Linked DNA regions of Mus musculus: region 2 is linked to region 1. The links are chromatin loops, found by intact Hi-C in ENCODE. Cell type or tissue: heart. All regions are shown on one strand. Each heading gives the region's core, and the rest is flanking DNA. Links, peaks and the distances in the headings are about the cores only. Region 1 has its middle 27 kb from the start of Gm26435. Region 2 has its middle 120 kb from the start of Gm15521.

What was found. Hi-C counts contacts between places; a loop is a spot of excess contacts. Peaks named below come from ENCODE experiments on the same cell type or tissue, not always from the same donor. Only the 100,000 strongest peaks of a DNase experiment are listed, where the experiment ranks them.
Region 2: it touches region 1 in a loop (4-fold over the local background); 3 of 42 quality-filtered maps call a loop at or near these places.

What each region holds. Positions count from the first base shown.
Region 1 is chr9:30,259,177-30,269,878 of GRCm38, reverse strand. No RefSeq gene overlaps it. Among named protein-coding and RNA genes, the nearest start is that of Gm26435, 27 kb to the left of the region's middle. In heart, for the core only: a CTCF peak has its summit at 4,871 (motif pointing right); no DNase peak of the experiment used is centred there.
Region 2 is chr9:29,747,339-29,758,040 of GRCm38, reverse strand. It overlaps a transcript of Ntm not described here. Among named protein-coding and RNA genes, the nearest start is that of Gm15521, 120 kb to the right of the region's middle. In heart, for the core only: a CTCF peak has its summit at 6,454 (motif pointing left); DNase peaks (open chromatin) are centred at 7,310 and 7,610; H3K4me3 peaks cover 825 bases; H3K27ac peaks cover 617 bases.

The sequences.
Region 1 (10,702 bases), core at 1,463-9,462:
TCATTCAGGGTCTGCCATTAGCCCACCTTCTCATTTAAGGAACTTTGTGCTGACATGACACAGGCCTGTGTTCTTTCTGCAACAGGTTGATGGATAATTTGATCAAGACTCCCAATTGCCATGAAATCTCTTTCCTAGGAGGCTTACGGAAGAATATGAGGTGATTTTGATGGTCACAATGATAATAATATGTTGTCACTAATATTTAATTGCATCTTGCAGTTTGTGGGAGCCTCTTATACAACAAAGAATTTTCCTGTCCAAAATTTCATTAACAGTCCTGTTGAGAACCACACTGAACACATAAAGATATGCCTTTCAAATTTGCAAATGTCACAACCTAATATGATTATGATAGGAGGGAACTGGCTCAATTGCACATTCTAGCAAAAAAGGAGATATTTTATTTTGATGAAACCTAACAAGAGCCAGCACCATGATGTGCCTGCCAAAAATGACCGTTATCTAAGTTATGTTAATGAAAACTTCACAGAAAGCTGTGTTAATAGACATTTTAGACTATTATATACTTTTCATGGTATTCTTAAACTTTCGGTATTTGATTTGAAAAGTGACATAACTTGGTCACTAGGAGGACAAAGGTCTAAAGATAATGTCATATGAACAAGAAACATGAAAGCTATCTTCAAATATTTGTATTCTCTTCTGGAAAGATTTGGTATAGCCTTTGATATCCTAGGAAACAGATTAGAATAAACAAGGGAAGTGTTTCTGAACAAACCAGGTAATTAGTTTTTGGGGAGGATTCTGTAGAACATAAGAGGTATGTATTCATGACTTCAGCATTTGAAGGCTAAGGCAAGAGGATCAAGAGTTTTAGACCAACCTACCTTACATAGGGAGACTATCTCAAGCATACCACACCACATCATACACACACACACACACACACACACACACACACACACAGAGAGAGAGAGAGAGAGAGAGAGAGAGAGAGAGAGAGAGAGAGTATCTTGGCTGGTGTGATAGACCTGCAGAGATTAAAAATAAATTGCATATATGAAGGGGCTCTTACTTGAAATGCTGCCTCTAGTTGGCCTTTCATCATCATTATTATTATTTATGATTCATGAACTCATTCAGGAACTATAGTGCTTGCCACTTTCCTAACAATTTCTCAGTTCTTAATACTTCACTGTAGTTTTTTTTTTTAACCCAAAGAAGTACCTTAAAACCACTAATATTTTGTTTGCTCAATCATAAAGCAAGAAATCACAGTGCCTGACATTTCTGTAATGGGATAGCTATGATAATCCAATTACACAACAGTTTAAACGGTAACATTTGTGAAAAGATGAGGAATTATTTATGTTGTTTTCCACAAACATTGTAAATAGTCAAGAAACATTTCTATTACTGTCTTATATTTGAGACAGTGTTTTAAAATTCTTTTAAAAGTTCATTCTAATGACTTGTAATTGTTTTCTGCTTCCTGATAAGGTGTGAAGGTCTCTAATGGCTGTCAACAGTGTCATGTGGAGTGATTTAATTAGCACTTACCATTCTCTTATTGGCTGGCCTATATTTGGTCCAACACAGAGTCCAACTTTTAAACCATGCAAAGGGACAAGAAGAGGTGAAAGAGAGTTACATTAGATAAGCTTTCACTTAAGTGATGTTTGTTTGGGGGAAAATGTCACCACATTATCATCCAATACACAGGCTACTGTATGGGCTTTGACCTCTCTTCTCTTACTTTGAGATGGCCCCACTTGTGGACCAGTTCAACCTTCCCCCATGCTTGTTATGAGATTCACCAGAAGGAGAAGGAAGACAGCAGCTGAAGCTGGCTTTTGTGGTTTATGAGACAAACTAAGTGGCCAAATCAGCTCAAGACCATCTACAAAGAGACAAAAGCTTCCGAACCACATCATTGTTCACTTAATGTTTAATTAAATCCGTTCCAGCAACTATGCTGGCTTTAGGTTGAATTTATCGTCAGCTAATGTTAGAGTTTTATGCAGTCTATCTACATTTTATGGCACATTGGGGTCTCTTGTATAATCAACACGTACAATACACTTATGCCCATTTTATGTGAGCTGGAGCACAATTTTACTATTTTAAATGATTATAGAAGTTTATAGTTAAGTGTCTGCTCTTACATCATGTTGTTAGTGACGTCTGTGATTTATCAGATGCCAAGTTCTTGATGTGGAACACAATTCTCAATTATAGCAATCTTCCTACAGCAAAAATGGTATCTGATTCTTTACAATTCACTCTCAAGGGTGAGATTTTCAGAAATGGAATTAGAAAATGAGGTAAATGAATGCATTTTCACTAGAGGGAAATTTTGTTTTCGTTTTAAAAATATATGTTTTATAGTATATATATGTATAGATACACAATATATATATCATACATATATGATAAATATGTGTATATATACACATGTGTGTATATGTATACTAAACATATACATATGGTTATATGTGTATATATACCCTAAACATATTATGTTTATATACGTTTAGTGTTTATATATATATATATGTATATATGTATATATGTATATATGTATATATGTATATATGTATATATGTATATATGTATATATGTTTAGTATATATAATATGTATGTTTATATATATGTTTAGTACACACACACACACGCACACACACACACACACACACATACACACAGAAGAGATTCCTTTGCAAGGCAACAACAAAACAGAATTCAGGACAGAAAGCATGACGATGTCATCACCCAGAGAATGAGCTTCGTTGGTTTCCATGTCCTATCAGGATGTTCTTTATCTTTTTCAAAGTGTTCCCCCCTCAAATAATAGAGCAGAAAGGAATTTTGTGAATCTCCTGCCCAATTCTACATTGATATAAAGGACTGCAGGGTTTAGGTTCTGTCTAGAGATCCTGCCCTGAGGCTATAGAATTTGGGAAGATGGGAACCAGATTGGAACCAGGATCCAAGTTCAAGTCCAAGATGACTGTTAACTGTGCACATCCTCTTGTCTGTGACAGGGAAACAGTTGTCAAAGCAAGCAGGAGAAACCATTGCTAATCTGATAGCAGTCCCTGCCTTAGAAATTTCTCCCAGTACCACTATGTAGGTGTTTTGTTTAGATTCTATGGTCTTCCAATCAAACTGATTAAAGTCTTGGGACTTCTAAACCTCTTCTTAGACAGTGAGTTGCCAGAAGGAAAAGAAACGTAATCGATACCCTTGATTCTAAGATCTGCCCCTTGTGAGGGCTACCTGCTTATTCTCTCTAAACCTCCTAAGCCCAAGGCCTCCCATGCCCAGATTATCGGTTACTATACACTTATTTATGCTCCATCAGCCAATATCCTTCAGCAACAGTAGCAGTGGCCTTGATTTGTTTTCTAGTTTTACAGCTGTGTTGCTGGGAGAGGTAGATGGAACATTTAATTTGGCATTAAATTCTATTCTGGGGCCTCGTCCCCTGTGGCAAAGGTGATGTGGATGGTTTGCATTTATGATTTTGCTCAGTTCGACTCGTTTTTATGCCCAGGGAAAGTTTTTGCTGGAGCTCTCTTGCTTTTCTTGTAGTTTGATTCCTGATTTCACATAAAGCTGTTCATAGGGCGAAACAGCTTTGTATCCGCTGTCTCTTTGTACCCGGGCTACCGCTCTCCATCAGAACTGTTGCCAACACCCCGCTTCCTGCATACACCTGCAGAGGGGGTAGAGCATTTAAATTTTGAGCAGAGTTCTATTCTTGAGGGATGTGGTCTGTGTCAGGCAGACAGAGTGGGGAGACTTGGCAGCCAATCTGCCTGCCAGGCGAAGAGATATGCCCTGCTCTGCCTCTGCTCTGCCTCTCCGTTTTGCATTATTCTTCTGATTTCAGAGTGCAAGTCACAGGAGAGGGTCTACTTACACGCACTCCCTTCTTTATCCTTGAGTCACCTTGGGCAGGGCCAGCAAACAACTTGTTTTGCACGTTAGCATGGCAGCATCACAATGCGTGGAAGATTGTGATCCTCTCCCACAGGGAGGCTTTGCTGAGCCTGGGGGATTGCTGAGTAGCTGCTGCCCCCCAAACCTGTCAGCAGCTCCCATCTTTCCAAGACCCAGCAGTTCAGAATATCATCCACATACAATAAACAGTTCACCCTCAATTTCTTCCCTCTACCCAAACACTGACCACATTAACCCTGTCATCTTTTTTGCTTGGCCTCTGTCTAGTCTTTTTCCTTTCAGTGTCTTTGGCTAGTGGTGTGTGTGTGTATGTGTGTGTGTGTGTGTGTGTGTGTGTTTAAACAAATGTCAGAAGGAGAAAACAATGAAACATCTTCTTGGGGGGCTTGGTGGAGAGCTTCTGGAATAATCTCAGGCTTCTCTTCCGACTGCTTGTTTTTTCTAAGGTTTTTCCTTTTTCTAAGGTTTTTCCATAGTGATTTTTTCCCCATGTAGGCTGATACCTATATGAAGTGAGCTGTCTGGTAGAACCAAGACCCCTTTCTTTCATCAGTCTTTTTTTTTTTTCTTTCTTTCTTTTTTTTTTTTTTTTTGCATTCGTGACAGCAAAGGAATAACAGGAAGAAGGAAACTGCAATTAAATTGCTAACCCTACAAAGGGCAGGAGGCCGCAGACAAAGTTAATTAAATTGCAGAAGAAGAAGAAAAAAGAAGAATGAAGAAACAAAACAACCCAGCAATTAGCACCCATGCAGCAATTACTTTTATAATTCCTCTGTTAACGGGTATTCAGGATTACAAGTATTTCAGGACACGAAGAAGCAAGCATTGCCTCTATTCTACACACAGAACTTTCCTGCTGGGTACTCAGGTTTTGTACCACTGAGTTAGAAACCCCAGTATCTCCAGGCTAAGACGTTGTGAAGGTACTCCCAGAGTCTACCACTAGGTGGAACCCGTGCAATGCATATGTCCAGCCCCCAGGGGCTTTGGGCAGCTGTGAAGCCTGAGTCTCTGGGCTGGAGGGCAGCACATGAAGAGAGTGGTACTTTGTTAGGAGACTCCATTTCCCCTCTAGTTAGAGTCCAGCCGCTATTGCTCCCGCGCGCGCACACACACACACACACACACACACACACACACACACACATTCATTAGAAGTCTAGTTGTGCCCCATTGGTTGCCTTTGTTACTTCAGGGCATCTCTGACGTTGCTGGGAACCTCCCATTTTGGGGTGATACTTTGCCTTTCTCCACTTTATACAATTAGCGGTCTAATTGCCTGCCCACACTGAGCCCATGTGTGCTACTAATTATGATTTATTTAAAAGCTCCACTTTGGCATTCTTTGTTCTCCACTTCCTGGTGTTGAAGGGCTAAGGGAGAGATTTAAGTAGAAACTCTTCTGAATAGGTTTTAATTTCTTCTATATTCTCTAGACTCTTTCTGCCAGGTTTAAAATCCAGATAACTTATGTATCCTAGCATCCTGCTCGTCACTTCTCTCTCCAGCAGCAAAAGGCACCAGGAGGGTGTGGCTGCAGTACCTGGAAGGAAGGAACGTCTAACATTTTAGTTTTCTATTAGTGTATTCAAGGTTAAACCCATACATGCAACTGCTTTCTGTAGATCTCTACCAAATTATACAGTGGCAGTCCTACTGTGTGCATCATGGAGCCCCAAATTAGACAGTGGCAGTCCTACTGTGTGTAGAATGGGACCCAGATGCTTAGCTCCAGACTTGCCCTCTCTGTTATTTTATGTTTTCTCAGGCCCAAACCTGACAATCTCACTCTCCCAGTTGTACTGGATTTGGTCAATTTCACTTCCGCCTACTTTTCTGCCCACCATGTTTTATTTACTACTGCTGCTGTTGTTTTTTTATAATCCTGCCATTCTCACCTAAAGTGTGGTGGCAGTCCTTACATTCTACGGATCCAGACTCCTCCTGTTCCATGTGCTATGGTCCTCACCAGTGTCAAAGCCTCAAAGACTTCAGGACACCTGGCCACACCCCTTCCTGACACATTCTGCTCCTGTTCCCCAGGGTCCTCACCTCCAGGAGGTGGTTTCTACCCCACCCAGATGTTCAGCCCCTCGGGCCATGCTGCCACCAGGTCACACAGAATAGAAAATTTTTCTTGTCTGAAAAAAACAAACATTTTTTTCCATGCTTAAACTTGACCTGACCCTGAAAGGTCTATAACACCCCCTCCCCAGTGTTACTAAAGCCTCAGGAAATATCTCTGCCAGAGCCCTTTACATGGGTCCTTGAACTCACCTTTTCTTGTAAGTTTCCCAATAGAAGTTGTAAGCTCCACAGTGCTAACATGGGCCATTCAATCCCTCTGATACCCCCAGGTGAAGAGACTGGCACTCTTTCTTTCTCCCCCCACCTCTCTCTCTCTCTCTCTCTCTCTCTCTCTCTCTCTGTTATTTGTGAAGGGATAGAAGATAGGAGGGAGGGAGAAAGGGAGGAAGAAGAAGAAGAAAAAGAAGAAGAAGAAGAAGAAGAAGAAGAAGAAGAAGAAGAAGAAGAAGAAGAAAAGAGAGAGAGAGAAAGAGAGAGAGAGAGAGAGGACTCTGAGGCTCACAGCAGGTCCCTCATTCTCTCCCCTTTAGTTAATTATTATCTAAATGAAGACCCGCAGGGCACATGGCATTTTGCTTGAAGCCTGGGGGAAGCTCCCTACAAAGTGAAATATTCATAAAGTATACAGATGCTATACATGGTAAATACATACCCTGAAGGTGAGGAGACATTTGATAAAGAGGCTCTGGGCAAAGCATAGGACTCCTAATCAGAGCAGAGCCTTGGATTCTAGGAATACCTAAACCAAGGCTGGCATGTTGTTTCGGCATGGGAAAGTGCTGTGCTGTCCTTAGAAAAGGCTACTCAGTTGTGGAGTGTGCCTCGACAATCTTCCCCAGGTCCTCCTCCTCTGCAGTATCTGGCTCATCTGCAGGGCTGGCTCACCTCTGCTAGCTCCATCGCCAAGTGGCAGCACAGAGACCCAGCTCCACAGCTTGACCAAGGGAAAGGCTTTTGGGTAATGGCCATTCTAGAGCTCTTTGAAGGAGGATGACACTTCATCAGCAATACAATATAGCTCCCATTCTTCCCAGGCCTTCTTTCTCATTGCCTTTTCACAGCTATCGACCTCTTGGCTATACATCATGCCCTAAACTCCATGAGTCGTTTTTAAGAAACCCAATCTCTGGTGGCGCTAATCTGTGACGGTTCTAAGTTGTTGTCTGAGGTAAATTATTTCCTGACTGACACTAGGATCTCTCTGGTGGAGTGGACTCCAGAAGCCTATGGCACAGAGTGGGCTCTAGCAGCTGACACCTACATCCTCACTGGCAGAAGGGGAAGGTGCTCGTAGGTACAGTGTAACAGGCATTTGAAAGGCAGAGGGAATGTTAGCTCCAAGGATAGCAGATTGGATGGCGGTTGCTAAGGGTTATTGACACTCTACAAGATGAAAATAAACAGCTGAGAGTAATGGGCCACTATAGCCAGGTGTAGATGCCAGAGGGCATCTTTAGTTGCAGACACAGAAACTCAAGTCTTTGAGTGGAAGCTGAGAACGAAGCCTGTACATGCCAGGTGGAGGAGGAAAGCCTCAGTGACTTGCTAACTGCTCCAAATAAGCAGCTGCTACTCCAAGGACTAGACCCTGATTACACATCCCTGGAATCCGGACTGACTGGTTAGGCTGGGGAAACAAGGATTAGAAGACCTGGGACTTGGATTTCTAGGGTGGGGGTATTCAAATGGGTATATAGGAGCAATTCTATATGAAGGTCTTTTGGATATGTGTTACTATCTACCCATCTTCGAGCTCCAGTGAAGAGGAAACTACTTCAAAGACAAAAGAATGACTCACCAAGGAGATAGTAGGGATAGACATAGGAATGGAATGACCACAGTGTCAAAGACGAAGTCATGCACCGAGCCAAACAATACAGGGTCCCACTTATGAAGGCTTACTTGTGTTACTGCTTTGTTCAACCTGGCAATAACCGAGACAAGTACTATGATTCCTTGAGGAGGGCACCTGGGCACTGGTGACACATTCACTCGTACTAGGTCCTTTCTATCCTGAAAGAGCCCAGTTTTCAATTTCAGACACACAATAAAGGTGTGAGTTTGATGGACACTCTGGTCTCAGTCAACACTTCTATCAGAATCGCACATTTCATTGTGATAACCCTGCAAACCCAGCTTATGGTGAAGGTGGGATGACCAAAGGAATCAGGCTCATGTCTCATTACTAGTCACTGAACTCCCGGAACACTGGCGCAAGCCACATGAATCTTGGAAGTACTTGTTTAGGCCACATTATGACAGGTGGGCTGATATCCTCAAAGATGTCATACATTCTCCCTTCAAAAACTTTCACATGGAGTGGGGACAAGACTGGTTTCACTAGGATAGGCCTTGTGGAAATAGAAAAATCTGTGCAACTCCAGGATCTGCAGGTTTAGAGGCCTTGGTATTATTGGTTTTGCTTTCACCTTGGACTATGGCTGAATTTCCACTGAATTATAAGCTGCGGTTGCAGCCTTAGTACCTTGGGCACCTTGTGTTAATGAATTAATGGACAAGAAGAGGAGTGCCCTCTTTAGTGTATGTAAATCATCCTGTAATTAGAAGGGGGTGGGCTGTCAAGAACAATGGGTCAGAAGGCAATATACATGGGATTAAGTATTGCTGCCCTGTCTAATTGAAACTGCAAATAGACAGGTCCAACAAGAAAACTCCCAAATGTCACATGTTCACCAGCAAAGCACAGAACCTTCTTGGATTAGAGTCATATCAGACTATGTCTTTGTGACTTAGAGAGAGGTGGTAACTAAAGACATCTACATTGGGTTGTGGAGTATAGTTATTATGAGACTCAGTTGCAAATCGAGACCAACACACCATGATTGTTCTAGCAGCCTCTGTGTCCTATGCTTCTCTAGAAGACAGGTTGACCAGACTTCTGAATGCTACATGAATTCAAATGGAGAAATGGGTCCAAGTGGCAAAGAGACCTATGCTAGCTACAGGAGATGCAGATGTATAACCCAGCTCCTCTTCAAGACAACATCATCCAAGTAATGAGATAAGCAACTTTCTGTTTCATCTCTAGGGCAGGTCTCAGTTGAAAGAGTAACCTCATCGGAATCATGTTACTTCTGACATAGTCTGTTTCATAACAAGAAAGAGACATCATAATGGACTCACGCTGACCATTTGTGTCCAACACAAGAGAGCGTGGCAGACAATTAGCTTAAGCTTTGTTGATCCTGTATCATAGATCTTTTTCTGTCCTTTCTTACCTCAATTACCCTTCTCTCATAGTTGCTGATCTTTTATGGACGTCTTATGCTCCGAGTTTTAGTATCCAATCTGCTTCTAGAACACCAGCGTGAGGCACTTCCTATTAGTATGAGCCTTTTTTGCCTCTGGTGTGGAAGCTTCCAGATTCAATGGCCAGCACTGAGACTCAGGAGAAGATAGCCTACTTTCTCCTTCATGGGCCACTTTCCAGCTCCTGCCCAGGATAGAAATCCTGGGTAGGAAATAGACTATCTTTAGTTTCAAAGTGAAACTCTCCTATTAATCTTGACCACACATCTGCTCTTTGCCACATATCCATTTCTTCTCATAGATTCACTGTGATCCTTTCAGGGAATTGAAATTCAATTCAGCGAAGGAGCTTTAATCTAGTGTTCCTGTGATTGGAGCAGAAAATAGGAGTGAAACTTCTGTTCAGGACCAGATGGATAATAACCAGGCAGCTTGGTGAGCAGAAAAGGTGGATCAATGTACATGTGGATCAATGTGCACGTTTGAAAATAACAGTCTGGGGAAAGTAATAATAAGAACCAAGGCAGACCAAGTGGATGTCCAAAAGCCACCGGACCACTTCTGTTGCTCCATCATCCAAAGTCTTAGATACTTCCCTGAGCAAACTTTTAGGTCTTAGTCAGATGAACTGACATACGGGCTCTGGATTGTCCAGGGTAATAGGGAGGTATCTGGTCTTACAACTCAGGGTGGCGAAGTAATGCTCTGTGAACTTTGATGGGAGATAAAAGTACTCAGTCTTTACTTCCTTTGGATTATTCATGCATAAAGTTGCACTGGTGGAGCAACCACAGCATTATGCTAGCATGACCTTGCACTCCCCTTTTGGATGTTTCCATTCTTTCTCCCCCATTCTTGTTTCTGAGGTCTCCTTTACCCCATTTCCCCATCAAGAGTCAACACAGGAACTCAGTTTTCCAGGGAACCTAGGATAAGCCAATAAATATTTATGGGGTTCTTGTTAAATGAGGATGCCGTTTATTTCCCCATTCTTCTTTCATACAAAACATCTCGACCATAGCCTCCCCTCCCTGCACTTCTTTCAATCCTGTCTCCCACTTCTCCTCTCCCTCAGATCTACTGCTCCTCCATTTCCCTTCAGTAAAGAACATGTTTCTAGCTGATATCAACAGAACATAACATAACAAGATACAATAAGACTAGGCACAAACTCTCATATCAAAACTGGAGAAAGCAATCCAGTAGGAGAAAAAGGCCACCTAGAGCAGGCAAGAGTCTGAGATAGATTCTCCCAAGAGTCAGAGACTGCCCTGCTCCCACTGTTAGGAGTTCCACAAACGCCCCAAGCTGAACAACCACACCATATATGCAGAGGAACTAGCTCAGACTCATGCAGATTCTGTGTTTGCTGCTTCAGTCTTTGTGAGTCTCTATGAGCCCTGCTATGAT
Region 2 (10,702 bases), core at 1,830-9,829, 510 kb after region 1:
GAAGAAAAGCAAATTTCTCAGGTGATCTATTACAGAAAGATCTTGTCAAGCTAGCAGAATAAAAAGATAATGAAATTACATGTGAAAAAAATGTAGTATTTTCTAATTAGGTCTCCAAGGCAAAGTATTCAAATACAGGTTGGTATCATGTCTTATCTAAGATTCAGGCTTAATCCAACTAACTGCAGGAGGTAAGGGCTCTTTGAAAAGGTTGTTGTGGTAGAGTTAAGTCTCAGGTGAGGAGTTACAGAAGAAAGGCCAGTACACTAGGGACAATAAGATGCAGAAACAGAAAACTATAAGAAAGGATGTCAGGTCAGGACTGGCAAGTTTTCAAGGGTGGAAACAGATATAAGTAACAAAGTATTTATAAAGCAATGCCTAGATTCAAGACTACTTGGGATAACAACCCAGCTTTGGTATTCACTGGCTGTTAGCTATAAGGAAATTATCTGACTTTTCTGTGTCCCAGTCTCTGCATGTATAGATAGAGCTAAGTCCATAGCTACTCATCTTACAGTGTCATCAAAAGGATCTAGTTCCATAAGGCAATATAAATGTTTACTCTTTCCTTTCCACAACTTGGCACTAAGTTCACAGCTGTAATGAGAAGGATCTAGGCAGGACCATTTGCCCTTAGGAGAGAAAGTTAATATGATCCAAGTAGAACATACTGTTCACGACATGCTCAAGGCTCAGAAGCTTTGCAAGATAGTCACAAGAAGAAAGCCAGAGAGACAGGAACCAGAACTGTATAGCAGCGAGTCTGAAGAATGTAAGGACAAAATTTGTATCTAAGGGTTCAAACAGAATACAAGGATAGAGTTAGGCTAGCAACTGATGGAGGGAGGTGGGCAGTGTTGAGATATTGCCCTTGAAATCTACAGTATTTGAGAGTGGAATGATCCTCAAATGAGAAGCACAGTGGTGACCAAGCTGAAAGTACAATCTTCTAACAGGCTGAAGGATAAAACTTTGTTATGCAGGATGGAAAAGAGGGAGTAAAACCTGCCTAAGACCAGAGACTCGAAGCTCTAGGGAAAAACAAAAACCAAAACCCTTTCATTCTCAATGAGGTCAACACAAACCAAAGAAGGATGGATTCTCTTGGGAAAGTGTATGGGTCTCATCAACTTGGATAAGAAGGTTTGGGGTATCCCAGAATTACTTAAAGAGCTAGGCTAGAAAGGAGTCTCCAAATTCTCCCAACATGATAGCCTATATTTCTATGAAAACTGCCATGAAACAGTTGAGCAAGCCCCAGGATTTTGGCTGTCTTTCTAACGGATCAATGCCATCTTTGGAATGTCTCCCTGGGTACCAGCTTACTCTGCTGTCCTTGTAGAGCTCATCCCTGGGAAACAAGCAGTGGTTCTCTGAGAGGTGAACCATTCAGGAAATAGAGACTGGCTCTATAAAGTACCTGGAGGGTCCCATCGGGAGGCTAGTGATGGAGCTGAGCAGTAAGCCATCAGTCGATTGGCAGCCATAAAGGAATGTGAGAGCTAATCGCCTGCCATCTGTCTTCATTTTGCTAACCCCCTCTATTGGAAGCCATGAGCAGCTCACTTTCTATATTTATAAACATCCCCAATCAGTCATTTCTCTGCCCGCTGTCACATATTTGTGGCATTAATGCTGGCTGTTTTTATCACAGATTGGACTTCATTTCAGGCATAACTCTCATATACTGTGGTTCTGAGATCTTTATAGCCATATTACAGTCTATGGCTGAGTTGTGATTACACATCAGGACTTTGAGGCCATAGATGGTGATTTGGCCCACTCCCACCCACCTGCCACCCTGCCCTCAGAGGGCAGCTGTAGATCATGTTATGGACAGAGAAAAATGGGATCTGAACGGCACAGCATAAAGGCTTGGACACCTTTATTCAGGATCCAGTGGGAGGAGGGTGGGTGGGTGGGTGGGTGGGGTAGGTTAGGGCTGATCGGCAGGGCTAATAACTCATAAGATGACTGCTTTCAAAAAAACTGCCCCACCAGAGGGGAAAAAGTGGCTGAGAGCACAAGGATCAGCAGGAGACTATGTGGTTGAATTGACTTCCTGATCGCCTCTGGATCACAAGGCTGACAATAAGCAATGGCTTTCTTTATCTTAAGTCTGAAATTCAGGAACATAAGTGGAGTTTTCTTTCCTTCAGGCTTGTCACATTCATTAATATGACTGCTCTTCTTATAGAGTTGGGAGGAAAAAGGATCCCATTTCTTTGTCCTTAGTGATTGGGTTCATGAACCTTTTACACTCTAGAAACTACAATCACAGGAGACATAGAAATTCTCTAATGAAGTCATGGAGGCTGTCAGAAGGTGAGAGATGGGGTTCTTCTTGATGCGTGGGTATACAAAAATCAGGGGTGGATAGGAACTTTTATATGCTGTATGTCCTAGTCACTGCTAAAGAGAATGGAATTTGAGACACATCACAATCATATTCAGAAAAAGAATGCCTTTTCATTCTGGCCACCCTTTGTCAATCTTCTAGGCTGGATCTTGTTTTCACTCATCCCCATCATCCCAAGAGCATACTCCCTCTCCCATGTGTCTGTTTGCACAGATCCCAGGTCTCAGCAGCTAGCACTCTGCAGTCTCCTCCCCCATACTGTTTGTCTTCACCCCTGTCCTCTTCTTTATCCATAATGTAGACACTGATCTTTCCCTCCAGCCCCCAAGAGCAAGACCATAATGCGACTGAAATTTTCAAGGAACAGGCAGACAGACATTCAATAAGTGTCAAATACTTGTCATTTTCTTTCTTTCTTTCTTTCTTTCTTTCTTTCTTTCTTTCTTTCTTTCTTTCTTTCTTTCTTTCTTTCTTTCTTTTTGAAAAAGTGACCCAATTTCTACTTCAGCTTGATTCTGTGGTACTTAGCACTAGAGACTCCATTTTGCTGGAGCCAGTCCCAAAAAGTGGCCACTATAAGCCTTCTTTCCTGTTAGGTACCCAAGGGATGCTTCCAAGCCTACACTTCATCCAAAGCCCCAACCAGGTCCTTACTTTCCCTGCTTATTCTCTGGATAAGCTGTTTCCCCTAAACACCCTAAGCCCCCAGGCATGCTCTCTGTCTCAAAGGAAAACATACTGATGCTGTTCTGTGGAGGCCTTTCATACTGGGGATTTCAAAATCTCCCTCTGGGAGCTGAGTTGCATCTCCTTGGAAGTGCGGCCAAGAGACTGTGATCTGTCACTGTGCAAATGGAGGTGAGTGAGAGGTCCCAACCCTCTCTAACTCCCAAAGAACCTATTGCAGCAAAGGGTAAGCCCTGTAACTCAGCCCCACAGTGAAGCAGCTTGACTACTTCTAAAGCCACACCCCTGCCTGTGTTCTCTACTCTGAGATCTTTTCTAAATGAACAACACTAATAGCCTTGCAAAGGGAACTATGGACAAGAATGGACACTGACTGGCACCCTGCAGGAAGTGAGAAACATGGCAGAAAGTGTCTAGCTCTCCTCACTTCTCATTGGTCTCTGCCTCCAGAATGCTAACTATATGTAAATGAACCCCTCAGATTTTTATAGAATCTAGCAGTAGCACTTCTAAATTTAAGGAAGATAGTGCTAAAGTTAACTTCATAGTTAAGCCTTGCACTTGCCTGAATTTTAAATTGTACCTATTAGGTTTTTGTTTTTTGTTTGTTTGTTTGTCTTTTGCTTTGTTCTGTTCTGCTTTGTTATTTTTTTTTATTCTGGATAATCCTGTCTCGTTTGAGCATAGGAATCATATATATATATGATTATATATATGATATATATATATATATATATATATATATATATATATATATATATAATTTTTTACTCAATGATTGACCAATGGTGAATGATCTCAAAGCACTTAGGATGCTTAGGATGGAGCCTCTCAGCTACATAGTTCATGCTCTGTGATTTATCCATGACATTACCGTCAGCCCCTGTTTGACCTCATGGAGGCCTTCTGAGCACAGTGTCTTAGGTGATTTCTAGTGTGTAGACATCATAATGGAACCATGCAAACTAAGGTGGCTAAGACCCCAGGAGGCCAACAATCTTCTGATACCACCGTCACATATGTAATCCATCTCTGTCCTGGTTTGCTGCCTCTTGCTGTTATAACAAACTGATCCAAACCAACTTGTGGAGGGAAGACTTTATTTCAGTTTACAGGTTGTAGTCCATCCTTAAGAGGGAAGACAGGGAGGAGCTCAAGCAAGAACCTGGAGACAGGAATTGAGGCAAAGACAGTGACAAAGCATTGCTTACTAGCTTGATTGCTTTCGCTTGTTCAGTTACTATTTTTACCCAGTCCCTGCCCACAGGCCTAGGGATAGCACTACCCATAGTGGGCTGGGCTGTCCTATATCAACTGATAATTAGCAAAAATGCACCACAGACATGGCCACTGACAATCTGACAGAGTCAATTCCTTAGGTGTGTCAAATTGACAGCCAAAATTAGCTGTCACAATCTTTGACCACAGTGTGTATTTATAATTATCATTGGTACATTCCCCTTATCTACTAGAAGATAACCTCTTCTCTGACTTAATGAGTCCGGGGGTAATGCACATAACATTAGAGTTAAGCTTCTCTCTCTCTCTCTCTCTCTCTCTCTCTCTCTCTCTCTCTCTCTGTGTGTGTGTGTGTGTGTGTGTGTGTGTGTGTGTGACACGTCATGATCTTCAACTCTCTCCTTTCCCAGGTTTTATTATGCTGTCTGAGAGTTCCTTTTAACCAGGATCTTAAGGAAATTCAGTAGGATAGTTTCCTTAGGGACAATGGCTCCAAATGGAGCTGGATAGGTTGATGTCAGTGCCTCCCCTTTACATGTGGAGTCCAGTCTGCCTTGCTCCCTTTGATGATCCAGTGCATCACTAACCTGTTTCCACAGTGCCTGGGAAGTTATATTCGAAGCTGGTCTCTGAGCCCTTAGTTCCAACAGAAGGGATTATGTTCTTGGGTTTTCCAATTGGATTAGGACTCCTATGCGGAATGCCATCCTGCTGGCCCTGGGAAGAAGAGAAGTCTGTCTCATCTCTCTGTACCTAGAATTTAAATAGTTTCAGAGAAGTTTCAAGCCCCTTAGCGGTAACTCAGCACCTTATATTCCCTAATACATCACACAGATGTCCCATTATCTAATTGTAAAATCCTTGTAGCAAATAGATATTAAAACAGTAAATCTAAGGTATCTTTTTCATGCTGTATTAAGGCAAAATATCTGTTAGCACTGTGTTAACACAAGACAATATACTGCCCTCACCTGCTATTTTTCATACGCCTCCAGAAAAAGAACCCTAGTGATTGCACAAATCGGGGAAGTGCGTTGTCCGTCCTTTCAGACTCACGGCCTTCCACAGATCAAAGAACATTTTTTAAAAAAATTTTAATTAGTTACCAGACCAAGTGGCCTAGGAAGTGTAAATTCATATCTGCTAAACCCAGATGGAGACTCAAAAAGAGAGGAAGCAGTGCCTTCGCATCACAGAACATTTTCCAGGCAGAAACTTGCTGAATCCTTGCATGGGCTCAGAACTAAGTAACAAGCCATTTATCCTAAATTGCATAAGGGTTGTTTCTGCCCTGTGGTTCTCCATAGACAAACCCTGTGAAGTCTTTCATCTCCACTCTAGAATCAATTACTCCTTTGTCCCTAAAGTCTCCAACTAGGATATGTGATATGAGCACCTACTATGTGCACATCTTTCTAACAATGTAGATGCCCCTTGCTGTGGGGGCTCATTTTAGTCACAAGTGATTAGTTTTCTTAGATCCAGAAAAGTACCATGGTGGATGATGCTCTATCAGAGCTCAAACCACACAGGCCAGGTACCTTTCCAAGAGGCTATCGTCCTTCATCCTCACGGGATGCCTGAAATAGCAAGTAGTGTTAAAACCTCTTCAGACTGGGTTTTGGTTATGGATACATATCTGTGAAGTTTAACTGACATATGTGTCATAGTATGAGATTAACAGTAACTAACAGTACAATACAATGATATACACAAAGCTGGAGCAATGGCTCAGTGGGTGAGAGTATTTGTTGCTTTTGCACGGGGCCTCAATTCTGTTCTCAGCAGCCCTGTTCCCAGGCACCTGTAACTCCAGCTCTAGGGCACTGGTTATTTTCTTCTTCCTTCTGCTGGAACCTGCACTCATGTGCACATCCCTACATTCAGACATCATGATTACGATGAAATAAATCTTTTAAGAGACACTAAAACCCCTGTCATCCTGGAGTGGAAAGTATGTGAATATGGTTTCTTGTATGTGCCTGTGCAGATGTGACTAGCTGAAAAGCTAACACCCTCACTTTCTTGTGATGGTGGTGATGACAAGCCACAAGAGGTAAAGCTTCAGGAAGCAAAGCTGGGGGTGAGGGCAGGCTATTGTACACTGGGGTTAGTGGAAGTAAAAAGGCCAAGGCTTAACTGGCTACAAATCCTTTGTGCTGACACCTGCTGGAGAGAAGTGGAGCTCATGTCTCCAGGTGGCTGCCCTATGATTTTCTTGAGGACTTATGAAGCAGCCAATCACATAAAACCACTTGCAACCATTCCCAATACCTGTGATGTCTTGAAAAGTGATCTGGTCAGCACCTAGTTTTTTTATGACCGCTACCCACCCAGCCAGCACTTTCTAATAATACTCTGCCTTTAGCCCCCAGGATCGCATAGCAATCTACAAAGATTAATTAGAAGTGCTTTTCAGTGCTCCTTCTTGGTAGAGACAAGAATGGAAGCTACTAAAAGGGAAGTAAATTAGCCTCCCTGAGGGTTGGAAGGGAGGGTTCTGCCTGAGGGCACCTCTGGTTCAAGCCAGGGCTGTATTTGAAAACCAAAACTCTTGAGACCTGGGAACCAACAGAGAAACAATGTCATCAGATACTCCAAAAGGATTTAAGTGTAAGAAAATAAGGAGGCTGCCTGTGTTTATTCTTTTACTTGAAAAATGATGTAAACACCCAAATTTGTTACTATCTCCTTCCACGCGATTCCTGGCAAGATGCCCAAGATTAACTGACGTTTTGAGAGATTCCAGTATCCACACCATAACAGGCCCTTGCACTCTGCTCTTCCCTTAACCAGAATCTGCACCCCCATTCCTGAGAAGCTTGAGGGGCTCACAGGGGTAAAGGCAACCGTTGGATGCCTGTCTGTTTGGAAGCCGCCCTAAGCCTGGTGCTTGGTTCCTTCGGCAAAGAACCTGGAGTGGTGGGAGAGAAAGGCGGCATCGGGCCATTGAGGAAGTGCAGCTGCAGAGTGCCAAGGGGGAGGGGCCGGAGCTTCAGTGACGCTCTGTTTTATTCTTGCAACCAAGGCACAAATTAAAGCAAAATTAGAGACTTTCTTCAGGCATTGGATGACGGGAGGAGAAGGAAGATGGGGAAGCAGAGCTTTTAAGGACAGCGATTTGAGAACATCCGAGACAAATCAAGCTGGTGGCTGACTCTCTTCTTTTTTTTTTTATTGTGGAGTACTTACTGACTTTCCTTTTGGATTCCGGAGGGCTTCCCTTCCCCCCTATCTTTCCCTTTTTGCACCACGTACATGTAAATGTGATTGAGGAGTCTCTCGCCAGATCTGCTGCCTCGGCAGCCTTCCTGCCAGCTGGCCAGGCTGGGGAACCACGCTGGAGGCTGGCTGTGATGGACTACTTCCACAGGCTGCCTGGGGGGAAGTTTGCATCCGGAGGGGCTCCAGAGACCCTCTTGGCGGTTGAATAGCCGAAGGAAAAAAAGGCGAAGATGGAGGACCCTTTCAGCAGACCCCAAACCTCTTCTCTTGGCCCTCAGAAGACGTCCAAAATACCCCCACCATTTCGCCTGGCTAGACATTGGCCGCTGTTGTCAGTGTCCCATTCCCTGAAGAATTTCTGATGCTCAAAGTCCAGGTAGATCTAGAAAGCTATGCTCCACACCCTCCTTTCTCTTTCCAGCTAGGCTGTGCCAGTAAAACTCCAAGAGAATCTTATGCAGTGCTTACCCCCTCTAGACTACTGTAGCTGGTAGACAGCCCTAGTGTTTCTGGACTCAGCTTCGGTCTGTGTTTGTCTCCTGCACCTGTCTCCTTCCCACCTTGCCCTCAGATCGTATCCATTTCTTTATATTTTTTTTCTTACCGTCTTTCCTTTTCTCTTATGATGTACCAGACCCTATCTTCAGTAATTTGACTTCCCAAAGAGTCTGTGGAGCAAGCTCACAAACTCTTAGGGAACCTAACCTTGCCTGTTACTGACTGGTAACCTGTCTTTAATGTTCAAAGAGATTATATTTTCTCACAGGAATTTGGGGGAACTTAGGGGTCATCATTGGTATAGGTGATTGGCAGATGTTCACCAGGATATCTTAGGAGAGCTCTTAAGAACCTCCCCCTGACCCTAAGGATAATCACATCCTAACCCCCTCCCAATAAGCAGGTAGTATGTTTATTGGCTCAATTATAACTGATAGCGTAAAAACAGCAAAAACAGTTCTCATCTGAAAGAGGTAGTTTATTATAGAGCCAAATAGCCCCAAAACACAGATTCAGGGGTACTCAAAATTCGATGTTTTGGCATGGCAACAGTTTCAATAAATTTCCTTGCTGCAAAACCAAAGAACAAAGACAGCCACAAATCAAGACACTTTTAAAAACTACATTGGTGGTCATAGGTTGCAGCAAAGCAGAGAAAGCGCTGCCATAGTTCTTGATGGTATATAATAAAGTTCTTAGCTCTCGGGTTGGTGGGATGTAGTTGAATGCTAAGTTAATGCATTTGAAAGGCCTCAGGTGATAGTCACTGAAATGTTAGGTCAGTTATAAATGTGGGCTCCTTAGAGGGCTAAAGATAGTCCAAGACACTTTTTAAGCAGATGCAATGCCTTCGTCATTCCAACCTCCCCGTAACCATTGACATTCTAATTCTTTAATCAGCCTTTGTAGAATGTGCCATGTAAGGAGAGACTGCTTTCCAGAATCTTCTATTTATTAAACAGAACATGGAAGAGCAGTGGGGTTCGAGTACCATGACGAAGGTAGAAGTAGATAATAGCTCTCATCTTAGGCAAGATTTCTCACTCTCCCTCACCTTGCTCACGGTGGATGAAACCAGTTGCAGGTGGTGCAGCATTCTTTAGAGATGATGAGAGACAAACACCTGCCACCAGTCACATGAGCCAGCTGGAACACATCTCCTCCCTTCTAGCTGAGCCCTCAGACAAGACCACAGTCCTGACCAAAACATTGCTGTAACTCCTCAGAAAGCTTAAGCCAGAAGTGCCCTGAGAGGCTGTCCCAGACTTCTGGCTCCAGAAGATGCTAAGTAACAGTGTCCTGTTTTGAGTTGAGGTATTGGTTGCACAGAAATAGATCAAGAAGGCAGTGAACACACAACCCCTGCCACCTTCTATCCAATTCTCATATTGTATTAAAGAAAAAGACTATGGAATCTCAAAGAGAAAACCTACAACAGCTGCTTAGCACCAAGAGACTCCTTTCAAAATATTTTTAAGTCTCTGGAAGGAAGAATCTACGTCACTATTTTCACACTGGCTACGTCCGACATAGCCCAACTTCAGTTCGTGAGAGAGGGCTCTGGAAATGAACTAACTCATCAAAGTAATTGAAGTGTCTTAAAAATAAGCAAATGATCAATTAGAAGCAATGGAGACAACAGAAGTACAAAGAAATGAGCAGTACCTTTCACAGTGCTGGCTGGCTCTTTCTGCTATTGTACATAATGAAAACCACTAAAAGTTCCCTGCCCACATTCCAGAACCAGGTTCCTCCCAGTCTTCAACGACTCAACACCATTGAACTCATTGAAGACCATACACGTCACTAAGTGCCAATCTGACATGTTTCCACCTTCACCATTGTCGAGTATTTTCCTTATTCCCATGTTCTACCCCCTATAAAACCTGCCATCACGACCTGGTCTGCTGATGCTTCTATCCCTGCTCAGAGGCAGCCTTTTTGCATCCCACTTCCCCAATAAATCTCTTGCAAGAAGTCTGTTGTTTGGTGTGATTTTGTCATTCCTTGGGCCCAATCACCAAGATATGCTTTGACTGCAAAACCCTTTCACCTGCAGTGTTCCAGAGAGGGGCCTGCTGCAGAGCTAGCTGACTATGGCTGCAGTGTTCCAGAGAGGGGCCTACTCCAGAGCTGGCTGTCTATGGCTTCAGTGATCCAGAGAAGGGCCTGCTGCAGAGCTGGCTGGCTGTGGCTGAAGTGTTCCAGAGAGAGACCTGCTGCAGAGATAGCTATGTCTGCATTTTTCCTTGGCTTACATTAACTACATTATTGCCATCCTCAGCTTCCTCCCATGAGAAAATTCTATTACTACCACGATTTTACAAACAGGACAACTAAATACACTTTCTAACTTTACATAACTACTTCAAAGTTTGCATTTTAACCACATTCTTCTGCACTGACATCTATTATGCCTAAGTTTTAAATGTCAACTTGCTGCAACCTAGGATTACCTGGGAAGGAAACTTGTATAGAAAATTACCTGTGAGCACACCTGTGTGGGGTTGTCTCCATTGAGGTGGGGTGGAAGACCCTCCCTGAATGTGGTACCATTTTGTGGGATAGACACTGACTGTGCTGCATGAGTAAAGAAAACTATCTTTGAGCAAGCAAGGGTCCATTTGTCTCTTTCTGTTGTAGACTCTGGATAGACTGTGTAGCTGCTGAAGTTTCTGCCTTGGCTTCCCC